Regions from separate parts of the Homo sapiens genome. Here region 2 is linked to region 1. Evidence: chromatin loops called from intact Hi-C (ENCODE). Cell type or tissue: chondrocyte. All regions are shown on one strand.

What was found. A loop is a pair of places that touch in the nucleus more often than their neighbours do. Peaks named below come from ENCODE experiments on the same cell type or tissue, not always from the same donor. Only the 100,000 strongest peaks of a DNase experiment are listed, where the experiment ranks them.
Region 2: it touches region 1 in a loop (3-fold over the local background); 2 of 110 quality-filtered maps call a loop at or near these places.

Annotation. Positions count from the first base shown.
Region 1 is chr17:34,248,119-34,256,118 of GRCh38, reverse strand. It overlaps CCL2 (C-C motif chemokine ligand 2), which reads right to left and starts at 834. Exons shown (of 3, transcript NM_002982.4): 1 at 694-834. The coding sequence starts at 769. RefSeq lists enhancers at 163-1,137, 1,138-2,112, 3,056-4,255. In chondrocyte, no CTCF peak of the experiment used is centred here; a DNase peak (open chromatin) is centred at 3,538.
Region 2 is chr17:35,575,158-35,583,157 of GRCh38, reverse strand. It overlaps PEX12 (peroxisomal biogenesis factor 12), which reads left to right and starts at 4,587. Exons shown (of 3, transcript NM_000286.3): 1 at 4,587-5,262; 2 at 5,567-6,120; 3 at 6,977-8,000. The coding sequence starts at 5,137. The coding sequence ends at 7,376. RefSeq lists an enhancer at 4,508-5,323. In chondrocyte, a CTCF peak has its summit at 4,499; a DNase peak (open chromatin) is centred at 4,632.

The DNA.
Region 1 (8,000 bases):
GAAGACAAAGAGCTCATTAAATCCCAGTGCTTCTGCCTATACCTCAGAGCTAGAATGTGATCTTTGACCCAATGACTCAGTTTCCTATGCTGTAAAATGGGTATATAACATTGATAATGGACAGAGAGAAGGAGGAGCTGTTAAAGCTAGATAATGCCTACAAGTGTCATTAAGACGGACCAATAATCCAGATGATCAGCACCAGGGAAGATCAGCTGGGGAGCCCCACTATGAGCCTCCTTTTAGACTCTGAATAGGCTATGCCTGGTCATGAGTTTCCCTGATACTCATTACCTCTGCAGAGTCACCGTCTCTGGAAGCTAAGGTGAATGAAGCACAGACCAGATTCTGGGTCTCCAGCGTGTCTGGAAACAGCCTACACACCCACCCTCTCTTTGATTACCCTGATCCCCAAACTCTGCTGGAAGCAGCTGGGGGAGTAACTGCGCTGAGTGTGTTCCCAGAGCTGGAATCCTGGAAGGAGCTGGATTTGGGGTTCACAGCTGGAATTCTAGTTCAGGCTCTGCCGAGCAGCAGCTGTGTGGTTGGGCTCACCCCTTGTCCTTTTCTGAGTCACCTTATCTTGGAAAAGTAGCGTTAAAGCAAGACTGTGGGTACCACGTCTGCTTGGATGGTCCATGATAACTCAGAGAGAAGACAATGTGGTTCAAGGAGAAGAAGAGGGGGCCTTACCTGGCTGAGCGAGCCCTTGGGGAATGAAGGTGGCTGCTATGAGCAGCAGGCACAGAAGGGCGGCAGAGACTTTCATGCTGGAGGCGAGAGTGCGAGCTTCAGTTTGAGAATTGGATGTTTCTGGGTTAGTCTCAGCCTCTCGGTTCCTCTGGCTGCTGTCTCTGCCTCTTATTGAAAGCGGGCAGAGGGAGAGAGGGCGGAGTCAAGCAGGAGGAGGGATCTTCCATGAGTGATAAGTGGGCTGTTAAATCTGCTGAGCAAATGCAGCATCCTGTGGATTTCCAGGAAGTAGGAAAGGGAAGCAGGGGGTCAGGACGAGACACTTTTTCCATTCACTGCTGAGACCAAATGAGCAAATGGGGAGGATGGGGTGCCATTAAGCCCAGACTGACCACAGATGTGAACTAAGAGGGTTATTTTTAAGGATTCTGCTTTCTCTGAAGCGAAAACTGCAGAAAAGGAAGGAAGCGAGGAAACTAGATGAAAGCATGTCAGGCTCGCTGCCAGCTTACCTTCAGGCCACATTCCAAGGGGCCTCCCAGCCAGGAAGGAGCTCTCAAGCTTTGGCCGGCTCCCTGACAATGCATTAAATCCATTTGCTCATTCAAATGCAGAATAGTAGCATCATAGAAGCCTAGCAGAACTGTAGGATTGTGTAAACATTGAACTGAATTCTAAGAGTTCTAGGGTTTCAGACTTGGACAAAGGCATAGACAGCATGTAGTGCTGCAGAAGAAATGCCAGTGTCATACTCACAGAGTGCTTACTCTGCCAGGAATATTCTCAGACCTTTACAAATATTAACTCTGTAAATTCCCCAACTTTATCTAGTAGGGATTGCTAATTTTCATGTTATAGATCAGGCAACTGAGGCACAGAAGGGTTAAATAGCCTGCTCAAGGTCCCCTCGAGCACAGAACCCAGGCAGCCCTGTCCCCAGTGGGCTGCCACCTCTCTGACATACTGCTGGAAGGAAACGTGTACAAGTCCTCCAACTAGTTGCCTGCTTGGGTCCTCTCTCTGTCCTCAGCATCTTCCAAATGGGCAGACAGCTAAAGGAGAATCTAGAAACATTCCTCATGGCTAAGTCATTATGAGTTAGGAGGCTGTTGCTAGCATAGCAGGCAGCAGTGGACAAGAAGTTCATCCCTGGTTATGGCAGCTATTCTCCTGGCTTCCTTCTTAATTTCCAAGGGACATGAGTAAGCAGTGGAGGAGTATTTCGGGAATTGGAAAGCCTGACTTCATTCCTCAGTTGTGCCTTAGATTTCCTCAGAAACTACAGAAGCACACTGATAAAAACCCAAAGACCTTAGAATTCATTTCAGTGAACTGTTGTCTCTTACAAATATGATAGGAGTACTTGAGGCATGTTAATGGCTGGGCTGAGTTTAAAATTCTGATCTCTCGATTCTCCTAGCCCACTGCCTCCTCCTTCTGAGCCTTGCGGTGCCCTTGCCCAATGGGCATACAAAGACTAGTGACTTCTTTCATAAAGGGTCACTGAGGCAATGTCTATAAATGCATGGGGTTTCTTGAAAGAAAACACTTTTCACTACACTTGTAAAAAGAAACGGGTTGTATTCAACAAATGACTGTTTTATTTCTAGTAAGTGGTCAGTAATGGCATTGTTGAGTGCATTCAGGGAGTCAGGTATGGTGCTGACATACTTTCCAGCGCTGCCTGCCCAGTCCTCCAACCAACCCAGCTTTCGTTAGGTTAAAACTGAAGTTATTTGTCCAGTAACTCAGACAGAATAGTAGATGTGCTGAGACTCCCACCCAGGATGTTTCCATTCCAGAATCTCTTCTTCCTGGGACTAGACTTGATGTCTCATGATGGATATTGGTTTCCTGGAGAATCCCAGAGCAGAGACTCTATGGAGTGGCCATTTCAGACTCTGGTGGAATTACAAAAAGCAGGATGAAGAGAGAACAAATCAACTCGAGCCCTGCTTTGCTTGTGCCTCTTGAGGAGCCTTATTCTTGTTCTGCCTGAATCTCACTAGTTACTCCTTTTCTCCCCAACCAGTGTTGAAACTTCTCTGTGTTTGTCTCAGTCCTCTGCTCATGCCTCAATCCATTCTTATCCAATGAATAAAATGTTTCCAGGACTAGAGACTGTGCAACTTTGTGTAGGAATTTCTTCCTAGGCCATCTCACCTCATCTTCCAAGAAGTTTTCCTCATATCAGGGGAAACCTCTCTCTAATCAGTTAGTGCATCCTTTACCATGAACTTGGTGGACCGCATTCAATTTCCCTTTATAATCCAGTCATGCTTCGGGTTTTCTCTAGGTTAACAAGCTGAAAGATGCTGAGATCTTTAAATAAGTCTCTCCTGGCTTAGTCATATCAGCATCACTCATAGAATCCCAGAATCAATGGGCTTATAGACATCCTGTGGCATGACCACTTGTTTTTATCTGATAAAGCCACAATCCAGAGAAGGAGACCAATTAGCCCATGGTCACAGAGAAAAACTTCCCAGCTTTGCTGGCTGAGTGTTCACATAGGCTTCTGAGTGTTGGAAGCATGTCTCTACTTCAGGAAGGAGTTGTCATCTCTGGAAAGTGACTTGGCCTTTGCATATATCAGACAGTAAACACAGGGAAGGTGAAGGGTATGAATCAGAAAAGAAAGTCTTCTGGAAAGTGATAGCTGTCTGCCTCCCACTTCTGCTCTGTCAAGAAAAGATGCCCTCCCCCGCTGGGAGGTCAGTGCTGGCGTGAGAGAAGTGAGTGGAAATTCCCACTCTGAGGAGGCAGCTTTGGAAGTTCCCAGATCCCGTAGAAGAGAATGCATTTGGCTGGAGCCTGCATTCCAGATACTGGGCCCGGAGCCAGGGAGCTCTCACATGGGGCTGTGCTGGGAACATCTCGGCACAAGCCTGGGTTAGGCTCTGGCACAAACCTGGGTTGGACTCTCGCTTGGGGACACACAAGGGAAAGGCCCCCAGAGGGGCTATGGGGAAAATGAGGGTCAATGCTCTGATGCTGTCCAGAATCCTCAGTTACCCCGGGGCCTCCTCTCTATCAACTCATAGATAAAGAATGGAAAAGCTCCTCTTGGTGAATAATGCTTTCTTCATTCCTCCCGGGGTCTGACCCCACCACTAAGATCCTCTGCATGAACCTTGGTCATCGCTGCAGACTCCCACTCAGTGTCAGGGGTGAAAAAAAGAGGAAGTAAAAGTGAGCTCTCTGGAAAGATCTGAAGCCACTGCCTGGGCTCCCACCAACTTCTGCGGTTCACTTGTCCCTCCCCACCTAGTGCAGGCTCCCTTGCTGGTGCTCCCTTCACTCAGCCTTCAAGAGAGATGCACCGTAGCTCTGCACTCACCATGTCCTTTCTAGACAACCCCCACTCAAGGCCTCTCCTCCAGGCTAGCTCCAGGTAGAATAGAGCCCATTTTCCCAGGGCCGCTACTCTGCAATCCCTTTCCTGTCAAGGATGAAAATCTTTCCTTAATTTTTCACAGAATGTCAGAAAATGAACGAGACCTTAGAGACCATCTACCTGTTTCTCTGATGGGGAGACTGAGGCCATGAACAGGTTAGTGACAGGCTCAAGGTGAGATAGAAGACGAATGGCTACATTTGTGCTGGTTTGCTTATTTCTGGGCTCTCAATGTAGTGCCCTTTGTCATCTACTGCACTATCTCTTTATTATAACATTCATACAATTAGCACATACCCTGTGCAGAGCACCAGGTAGAGGACTGCACAGGGAGGGAGAAGTGAATTAGACATGATGCTTCCTTTTCAGAAGAGATGCTAAAGTAAGAATCCATGGAAAGTAGGACTGAATTTAGGAATAAATCTGATCAGTACTTACCCCAAGCTTCCAGCATCTAAGATTTCTTGCTTTCTGGATTGGATCTGCCCCAGGTCTAATTGCATGCAGTAGCCAAGAATACTCCTGAGCATGGGAATAGGGGTGGCGATGGGCATAGCATATGAGAACAGAAAGAGTAGTGGCCTGAGTTGGTGGGTGGGGGTGATGGTGGTGAGGAGTAGTGATGCCTGAGGAAGCAAGAGGCTTGTTCTTTAGATTGTCTTCTGAGCCAGCCCTCACAGATTAGCACCTGAGCCCTAGAGGGAGGAGACTGATGTGGGTTGGGGGTAAGAGTTAAATAAATTCTTAGGCTAAAGGCAGCGTGAGCCACTCTACAGCACTTTCGTGTTACACATTGGGGGAGAAAATGCTTTCCTCATTTGGGGCTTGCATTGTACAAGGTGGCCTGAGCAGTGTGATGAGGGGGTCAAGGTGCCGAACTGGGAGAGGGGGATGGGCAGGTCTTAGGGAAACAGAGATCAGATGGAGTGGAGACAGAAACACTTTTTTGACAATAGCCTTTTGTTGACTCCTTTAGCACCTGTGCTGGGGTCATCTAAGGGAACAGAATAATTGCATTAACCAGAAAGATACAGAGCGGTGAGAGTCCCAGCTGAGGGGCCCAGGGAAGGCTCGTGATGGTACATTTAAGATGGGCTCAAGGGTTGGGCAGATTTTTGAACCTTGGCGATCGGTGGGTGAAGGAGGGGTCACATTTTGGGCAAACTTACAAAGGTTGCAAATTGTAATGTGCTTACCCATCTCCTTAGGATCTTGCTAAAGTAGAGATTCTGACTGTAGGTTTGGGGTGGGCCTGCGGTTCTGCATTGCTAACCGGTTCCCAGGTGATGATACTGCTGCTGGTGCATGGCTCTGCTAGAACAACTTTAACATTTGTCTTTGGATAGGAAATGCTGGCCAGGTGGGAAAATACTGAGCAGCTCATTTTGTCCAGACCAGGACTCTTGTCTGTGGCCCTTGGATAGGCTCCCAGATCCATCAGGAGTTGTCTTCCACATTTATGTTTTTGTGCATTTTTCTGGAGAGAGGGTCAGTAGCTTCTATTAGATTAGCAAAGGCATCCATGACCTCCAAGTAGTTAAGTGCCATTGAATTTATCAGAGAGTTCTGGGCTTCAACCCAGACCTGCTGAATCACAGTCTGCATTTTTTATTTTATTTTATTTTTTTGAGACAGAGTCTCACTCTGTCACCCAGGCTGGAGTGCAGTGGCACTATCTCTGCTCACTGCAACCTGCGCCTCCTGGATTCAAGAGGTTCTCCTGCCTCAGCCTCCCGAGTAGCTGGGACTACAGGCACATGACATCACGCCTGGCTAATTTTTATATTTTTAGTAGAGAAGGAGTTTTACTACATTGGCCAGGCTGGTCTCAGACTCCTGACCTCAGGTGATCCACCTGCCTCGGCCTCCCAAAGTGCTGGGGTTACAGGCATGAGCCACTGCGCCTGGCTACAATTTGCATTTTTTTCTATGTAAAGCTGTATTTTTTCTATGTCCTCCCACAGCCCCCTCAGATGATTGTCAGACTGTGTATGGGACCCCAGAATGAAGCATGGGGTATTTGAAGACAGAGCTATGCTGGCTGAGCTGGGAGGCACCAACAGGAATAAGTACAGGCAGATAAGAAGCAAGACACAAGAAGGAAGGGAACGAGAAGGGAATACGGAAGAGAAAGAAGAGGTAGCATGGAATAACAGAAGGAGCCCCAGGTGGTGTCAGAACACCAGGGCCAAAGGCCTGGCTCTGCCTCTTTCTAGCTGTGTGGCCTTGAGCAAGTCCCTTGACCTCTCTGGGCCTCTTCTGTCAAAGGGGATTAGTAAGACAGCTGCTTCTGACATTGTCATGAGACTTGTATGAATTAATAAACCAAGAGTGCTCTGTAAGCAACTTGTAAAGAGCTGTGTCAGTCTGAGGGCTCGTGGCATGCCTTCTCAGGGGATGTCCCAGGGCACATGCCAGTTTCTGGGCATTGGATGCCTACAGTCCTGATGCCCAGTACAAGCTTCTGCTGTGATATCTTGCTATGAAAATGTGTTGGCCATTTTTATTATATAATGCATAGGGAGGTTTCCATTTCCTAAGCTTTTTTTCATCCCCATTCTGTCTGCCCATGACAAAAAGCTGAAGGTCAAAGAAGTAACCCCAGAATCAAGCCAGGGCCTCAGCTCCTCACACAGCAGCCAGCTCTCACCAGAAGGTCCCACCCTGCCAGGCCCTCTCCTGTCTCCTCACCTCATGTCACCCTCAGCCCCACTCTCTGCTTCCAGAACACACCATAGCTCCATTCCACCTTGAGGCCTTTGCCCATGCTGGACCCCAGCACCTGGTACAGTATCTTCCATGTCGTAGGTTCTTAACAAATATCATTTAAATTAATTATTAACAGTTCAAGAATCTCTAGTCACTTCCCCCAGATATCTGAACTGTAGGATGATTTAATGTCAGACAGGGAAATTAGTAAAGAAGCAAGACTTTTGGTTCCCTGAGTTCCTCACTTTTTCCATCTGGAGGAGAGATAGTGGCAGGGCTAAGGGGAGCACTGGGGAGTGGGGAGCCTGTAGCAGAGAGAGTGATTTTCAGGGGCCACATGGATTCTTCTTTGCGGATGATGTTTCTTCCGCTTGGTTGCAAAATGTTGCATGCCAAAAAGGGGAAACTTCAGCCACTTAAAAAGGCTTCTTTATTAATGATTTCAGTCGGCTAGCTGGTGGAGCCCCACATTGCAAAGCACTGGCTCCATTCAAAAATCCTCTTGCCTTTACTGTAAATTAGAGTCTGAGGAAGGAAGCTGAATAAAAATGCAAATAGTATTTGTCTAATGAGTCAGGAAAAATAGTTTTCCAAAGCACACACATCTCTGACTTAAGTGCAGGGAGTTAAAAACAAAGCATTATCAAATAATTCAACTATGCAACTTATTTATTGCTCACGGATGTGGCCATGGTAATGAGAGAAACTTTACAAGTGCACTGTTCCCCTTGGAGCTGTTTGTAATGGAGTCCGAACAGCAGGTGTGTAGGTGTCAGACAATGTGGGGCACGGACTTTTGTCTGTCTAGTTTACTCCTGCATCACCAGCATGAGGACCTAGCATCAGATGCTCAATAAATATGTAAATTAGGAAGCAATCAGAGCTGGGAGGTGTGATAGAGATCCCAGAGTTGAAAATCCCTGCACCACTGCTTAATGTAAGATGGGGAAATAAAGTTGCCCAGGATTATAGCGTTAGCGTCAGTGCCAGTGCTAGAGTGCAGACAAGCTGTATGTGTGTGTGTGTGTGTGTGTGTGTGTGTGTGTGTGAATGTGTGTATGTGTCTGTTGGGGGAAGTGCGCGTGACCTAGATCTTAGCATTTTCCAACAGGAGTGCCAGTTACTTGTGTCCCTAAGGAACACTTCTTAGTTTATAGAAACCTTATTCAAGTAGAAACAGGCACTTGTAAATAGGCACTCA
Region 2 (8,000 bases), 1.3 Mb before region 1:
CAAAAAAAAAAAAAAAAAAAAAAAAAAAAAAAAAAAAAAAAAGGAAAAGGAAAAAAAAAGAAAAAGAAAAATATTTAAGAGCTTTGATTCATACCTCTCTGCTGTTCAAAAACTTTCATCAACTTCTCATTGCCTAACATGTTTGAAAGCTATTCTTCCCCCAGTTTCCTCCATCTATGTGCTTTCTTTGGTTTTCTCATCTATAAAATGGAGGAAGATAGTAACATCTAATCATAATATTGAACAATGAAATAAATTAAATGTAAAGCACTTAGAACTATGGCTGGCATATAGCATGGACTATGGAACTATTTCCTGTAATTGTGATTATTTTAATAAATTGCACTGAGCTGCTCAAGCCAGAAACCTAGGGGTCATTCCTGATTTCCCTTTCCTTCAACTGCCACATCCAATCCATCTCCAGTTGTCAATTCTACCTTTAAAATCTCAAAGCCGTAGCTGGGCGCTGTGGCTCACACCTGTAATCCCAGCACTTTGGGAGGCCAAGGCAGGTGGATCACAAAGTCAGGAGTTCGTGACCAGCCTGGCCAAGATGATGAAACCCCGTCTCTACTAAAATTAGCCAGGCGTTGTGGTGGGCGCCTGTAATCTCAGCTACTCGGGAGGCTGAGGTACAGAACTGCTTGAACCCGGGAGGCAGAGGTTGCAGTGAGCCGAGATTGCGCCACTGCACTCCATCCTGGGCAACAGAGCAAGACTGTCTCAAAAAAAAAAAAAAAAAAAAAAAAAACAACAACTCCAAGCCATCCAACTCCCTCTATTCAATCTCATAAATCCACCATCACCTTTTGCCTAGACTATTAGAAGGCTATAAGTCTTCTCTCTACCATTCTCCACGTAGTGGCCAGGTTGTTTAACTTTTTTGGATGTATAACATACATTTAAAAATGTGCATATCTGGCCTGATGTGGTGGCTCACACCCGTAATCCCAGCACTTTGGGAGGCTGAGGCAGGGGGATCACTTGAGGCCAGGAGTTTGAGACCAGCCTGGCCAACATGGCAAAACCCTGTCTCTACTAAAAATACAAAAATTAGCCGGGTGTGGTGGCACATGCATGTAGTCCCAGCTACTCCGGGGGGTCTGAGGTGGGAGAATCACTTGAACCCGGGAGGTGGAGGTTGCAGTGAGCCGAGACTGTGCCACTGCACTCCAGCCTGGGCTACAGAGCCAGACTCTATCTCAAGAAAACAAAAACAAAAACAAAAATGTGCATATATCATAAATGTAAAGCTTGATATAAATACTGCATACCCACAAAACCATCAGAGACATCTTTAAAAAAATATAAACCTGGCCAGGCACGGTGGCTCACGCCTGTAATCCTAGCACTTTGGGAGGCCAAGGTGGGCAGATCACAAGGCCAGGAGTTCAAGACCAGCCTGGCCAACATGGTGAAACCCCATCTCTACTAAAAATACAAAAATTAGCCGGGCATGTTGGCGGGCGCCTGTAATCCCAGCTACTTGGGAGGCCGTGGCAGGAGAATCGCTTGAACACAGGAGGCGGCGGTTGCAGTGAGTCATCATGCCATTGCACTCCAGCCTGGGCAACAAGAGTAAAACTCTGTTTCAAAAAAAAAAAAATATATATATATATATTTTTTAATATATGTATATATACACAAATATATATACAAATATATAATATATACAAATATATAAATATATATTATATATTTATATATTTTATTTATTATATATTATATATATTTGTATATATTATATATTTGTATATATATTTTTATATATATTTGTATATATATTTTATATATATTTGTATATATATTATATATATTTGTATATATTATATATATATTTGTATATATATATATATATATATATATATATATATATATATATATTTGTTTATATATATACCTGATCACACATCTCTGGTGTGTGAATCCTTCATTGGCTTCCCATTGCACTTGGGCTAAAATCCAGGGTTGTTCCCATGGCCTGTGAGTCCCTGCATGGTTTGGCCTGTCTACCTCTCTAACATCATTTTGTGCTTTTCAGTTACTGCTCATTTCCTCATCATTTCACCTTTTGCCAGTTATAATAGCCCTCAAACACACCAAGCTCTTTCCCACCTTAGGGTCTTCACAATACTCTTCCTTCTGCCTAATATTCTTTTCCCCAACTCCTCATATGGCTGGCTCCTCATAATTTAGGCCTTTGTTATGTCCTCAGAAGGGCATTCCGATTATCACGTCTAAAAGATTTGGGCCTCCCAGACCTCTTATTCGAGTTGCAAATTTCTGTTTTCTTTTTTTTTTTGAGACAGAGTCTCACTCTGTCCCCCAGGCTGGAGTGCAGTGGTGTGACCTCGGCTCACTGCAACCTCCACCTCCCGGGTTCAAGTGATTCTCCTGCCTCAGCCTCCAGAGTAGCTGGGATAACAGACATCCACCACCATGCACCATCATTCCAAGCTAATTTTTGTATTTTTAGTAGAGATGGGTTTTCACCATGTCGGCTGGGCCGGTCTCAAACTCCTGACTTCGTGATCCACCCGTCTCAGCCTCCCAAAGTGCTGGGATTACAGGTATGAGCCACCATACCAGGCCCTACCTTTCCTTTTTCTTTTCTTTTTTCTGGAGATGGAGTCTCGCTCAGTTACCCAGGCTGGAGTGCAATGGTGCAATCTCGGCTCACCACAACCTCCGCTTCCAGGGTTCAAGCGATTCTCCTGCCTCAGCCTCCCGAGTAGCTGGGATTACAGGTATGTGCCACCACACCCAGCTAATTTTTTGTATTTCTAGTACAGACTGGGTTTCTCCATGTTGGTCAGGCTGGTCATGACCTCTTGACCTCAGGTGATCCACCCGCCTCGGCCTCCCAAAGTGCTGGGATTATAGGCGTTCTTATGCCATACGTTTAGTTAACTTTTGGAGTACTTCCATGGGACTATCAATCAAGACATCCTGCCTTCCCCTGGCTAAGAGTGAAAGACAGGGTGGAGAGGGAACTTGAACCAAGAGAGGTCAGTCAAAATTTGTATCACGAGCAGAGTCACAAACAGAAATTGGTGGAAGCTCGTTCACTGCAACAACGTTGCCTGGATAAGAACTTCTAATTCCTGTTAGGCAGTCCCAATAGTATTGTTAAGTTCCTGTTCTTTCAGGGCTGGCTTTACTTATTTTGTGAGCTACTCCATACACTTCTAATAAATTCCGTTTTAGTTTAAATTAGCCTGTTTGTTTCTGTTGCTTGTAACCAAAGATCCCTAAGTGACAAAAATGTTTAATTTCCTGCTTGATTTAGTTGATGCTACCTCTCAACTTTGTATTTTTGCTATTCACTTAAGAAAAGCTTGTACATAACAGTTACTATTAAACAAGCACCTAATATGTATCCAGGTGCTTCATATGGATAAACTATGTCTAGTCTTAAAACTCTGTAAGGTAAAAATCATATATCAATATAATGTCTTTTGGTAGAGTAAAAAACACTTTTTATAACTATAATTAAGGACAATTTGTAAGGTTTTCTCTCCTATTGGAATAACTAAATCCAAACCTTGTTTTTGAGGGTTCTCATTATGCAAACCAATTATTTTTATAACATAAGGGCCTCTAGGGCAGTAAACAATACCTTCTATTCCCAGCTATTTAGCCCAGAGGTGGCACTTCCCAGAGGAAGGGAGGAGAGGTGGAACTCTCATCCAAATTCAATAAGGCTGTGTCAGCCAACTTCAGCGAGACAAAGCTGTACATAACATAAAAGCACTTTACAAACCTTAAGGTAAATCACATTCATTTTGGTATAAAAACGGCATGAAAGGAAACTTTCTGTCAAGTGTCCCCAGTGCATGCTAGTTACAATTCATAAAGCTCCCTCTGCGTTAGTACTGTATTCATATCGCTGGTGGTGACATATACAACTGTGTTCAAGGATGGAGACCATTTTCATCCAGTATAGCAAGTGCATGCAGTTATGCTTGAATATAGCCAAAACCTGGAAGACGTTAAACTACCAGCTTGGATGAAAATTAACCGTCTCAAGTACTGAGGAACAAGCATGAACCTTTCTCAATCCAATCATCTTTCCTTATAATTGGCGGCAATAAATCTAAGGCTCCTATCTCCTGCTATGTCGCTTTAAATCATTTCTGGAAGGCTAAGACATATAAATTAACCACCATCCCTGCCGCACGCGTACAGCAAAGTCCTTTCCACCTCCAGATTCCCTTCCTCCCACCGCCCCTAGCTTCATCGCCTGCAGGAACACAGGGCTCAGCAACGGGCCCGAGCTCTGGCTCCCGGCGCCAGACGTCTGCGCGGTGCCCCAAACAGCTTGTCAAAAAGACCTCGCAGAGAGAGGTTCAGAGCTGTAGCTTTCCAGCGAGGCTACCATGCAGACCCAGCTACGAAAAGTAAACCAAACTAGCCAAAACCAGCCCACAAGGGCCCTCTTCTGTTTCAGCGGGGCGGGAGCGGAAGCTCAGGTGGGTCATAGAGTTCTCTAGTTCTGGTTTCCGGACCGCATTCGGAACTAGAGCGCCTCTCTTCCGCCAGGCATCCCAGAGGTCCTGGTGGTTTCATTTCCGGGTGCGGCTTCTGTCATAAAGCGGAGACCTCCCTTCAAACGTGGCGTCGTGGGTTGTTTGCGCCTCGCCTGGGGTCAGCGAGCAAGGACGGGCGCGGGCGGGGATACTCAAAGCCAACAGCTGGAGTCAGCCCTTGTGTCCCGGGCTCACAGTGGCACGACTGAATCCTCAGAGTCGGCTGGCTTTTGAGCTCTCACGATTGGGGAGGAGGGGGCGTTTCTGGTTCGCAGCTCCAGAGGATTGCGTTCCTTCCCCCATACCTGTCCCCCACAGTCACGCTCTGCCCTGACGTGCAGCATTTGACAAGTTACCCCCTCGCCACATACTACTTCCACCCACGTCCGAGTTAACTTTGTTCTTAACCTTCTTGAGACTACCCTCGGCCTCCAGGTCTTTTTTTCCCAGTTCATTTTTGCCCATAAGATTGAGTTTCGAGTTTCAGATATCATGCAGAAAGTTTACCTTTAAGACTGAGCACCCATCTGATACTCTTCCTCCCGAAAAAGTTCATGCTCACGAGAGAGTTTGTGGGAAAAGTGAAAGCCAGTACACGCAGGAAACTATGGCTGAGCACGGGGCTCACTTCACAGCTGCTTCTGTGGCCGATGACCAGCCATCCATCTTTGAGGTGGTAGCACAGGACAGTTTAATGACAGCAGTGAGACCCGCTCTTCAGCATGTGGTCAAGGTAAGGTATTAATTCTTGGAAAGGTTTTAGGGACAACTGGGTAAAAAACAAACGAATAATTTGTGCTTATTTGGTAGCCTAGCGTTTGAAATAGCCAATTTGCAAATAACTTGTATCCCATGACTTAAGAGTTACTGAGTCTCTGTTATGTGTAGAGACCTGTACTGAATACCCAGCATTTCAGGGTCCAACAGTGACTTATTTAAAACAAATTGTGTAGACTTTAGAGGAAAAGGGGGAATGTAAATAGGTGTAGAACTTGTGTAATGGAATGAATTTCACTTATTGCTTTATTTTGCTTTAGGTTCTTGCAGAATCAAATCCCACCCACTATGGCTTCTTGTGGAGGTGGTTTGATGAAATCTTTACTCTGCTAGATCTTCTGCTCCAGCAACATTATCTGTCTAGAACCAGTGCCTCATTTTCTGAAAACTTTTACGGCTTAAAGAGAATTGTAATGGGGGACACTCACAAGTCTCAGAGATTGGCTAGTGCTGGTCTCCCAAAGCAGCAGCTTTGGAAATCTATTATGTTCCTGGTTCTTCTTCCCTATCTGAAAGTGAAGCTGGAGAAGCTGGTTTCTAGCCTGAGAGAAGAGGATGAATATTCTATTCATCCCCCTTCTTCCCGCTGGAAACGATTTTACAGAGCTTTCCTGGCAGCCTACCCATTTGTGAACATGGCCTGGGAAGGATGGTTTCTTGTACAACAACTTCGATACATCCTAGGAAAAGCTCAGCATCACTCACCACTGCTGAGGCTGGCTGGAGTTCAGCTAGGTCGACTGACAGTTCAGGATATACAAGCTCTGGAGCACAAACCAGCTAAGGCCAGCATGATGCAGCAACCAGCCAGGAGGTAAGGCCTTAACATTTCCAAAAGATCTTTAGTTAGTAAATTCGAAAATCGTATCCCAGTTTTGTAAAATTCACCTCCCTGTTAACTTTGTGGCATTTCATAGAGTCATAGAAAAGCTATTCCTTGTGTCCATAAAACAAGGACTGTCATCCTGGTAACCTTCATCATTCTAGGTATACTTTAGTGCATACTTGCTATGTCCCAGGCCCTGTGCTAGGTGCTTGCTTTACGTACATTATCTCAATCCTCAACACAACCCAATGAAGTAAATGTATTAGCTCACAGTTGAGGAAACTAAACCCAAGCAGTTAAGTACCTTGCCAAAGTCACGTAGGTACATAGAAGGTGGCAGAGCTGGGATTCAAACCAAACCAATACAATTCTAAAGACTGTGCTCTGTGAGCCACTGCACCCAGCCTAAGACTGTGCTCTTAATCATGATGCTGTGCTCCTTCTAGTTCATATTTGTGTTCTCCTACAAGTTCAAATATATACATTCCTCAATACTGCTAAGTTTTTTATTAAGTGAATTGGGTTTTTTTTTTTTTTTCTGGATCACTATCTTCCACTAAAAAAAGGGAGGTCTATATAATCAAATTCTCTGATTTATCTTTCAAAACACAAAACCAAACCCTAATCATGTTACTAAAAACAAAGCTTAGCTCCTATGCTCCTAAAATATTGTAAGTTAGAATCACTTAGAATAGATCCTTAAGGAGATAGTACCAGTCTACCAACCATTCAGTCCCCCAGTGATTCTGATGAAAAATGTAAGAATTGCATTTATATTAGTCACTTTGTAATGATACCTAAATAAAGTTTCTCTCTTTGCCTCCTTGTTCTTTTCTCCCAACAGTGTTAGTGAGAAGATAAACTCAGCTCTGAAGAAAGCTGTTGGGGGTGTTGCCTTATCCCTGTCTACTGGCCTTTCTGTGGGTGTATTCTTCTTGCAGTTCCTTGACTGGTGGTACTCATCTGAAAATCAAGAAACCATCAAGTCATTGACTGCCCTGCCTACTCCACCACCACCTGTACACCTAGACTATAACTCTGATTCTCCCCTCTTACCCAAAATGAAGACTGTGTGCCCACTGTGTCGTAAAACCCGGGTGAATGATACTGTTCTTGCCACCTCTGGCTATGTGTTTTGTTACCGCTGTGTGTTTCATTATGTGAGGAGTCACCAAGCTTGTCCCATCACAGGTTATCCAACAGAAGTACAACATCTGATTAAACTCTACTCCCCTGAGAACTGAAAGGGAATCATGTCTTATCCTCACAACAAAAGTATTGCGCTGTAATGTCACAGAGCTGGTTTCAGCATGGTATTGAGTTGACACTTCTCAGCCTCAATTCATAACTATATGAACTTTAAATGATTATATGGATTTCTTTAAAAGGATATGCCCATTTGATCCTAACCTTTTAGCCTGCTCTCTAGAACCCTACTTACAGTTGACCAAGCTGCTTAAAGTAGAAGGATCAGGACTGGCAGGGGATATGAGGGCCAGTGTAGAGATTAAACAGAATAATGAGTACACAAGTTTTTGCCTATCCCTTTCCTTAAAATATAAGAAATAAAGGAGCTCTTACGAAAAACCCAGGTTAGACCGCATAAAAAATAAAGTGAACAGTGAGGTGGTAGCAAGACTTCTTTTTAGAAAAGAAAGCATTTACCTGCCTGTCTGTAAGGTGGAAATTTCATCAGTTTGCAAACGATAAGAAATGCAGACTTGCTCTTGATAGAAATGCTTAGAAACACTCTGGGGGGGAAAAAAGCTCCTTCCATATACTGTGAGACATTTGTTAAGTGACATCTATTGTTTATCAGCTTTTAAGGATAAAAAAGGTATTTTAAAAGTTGGATATTTAGGATATTT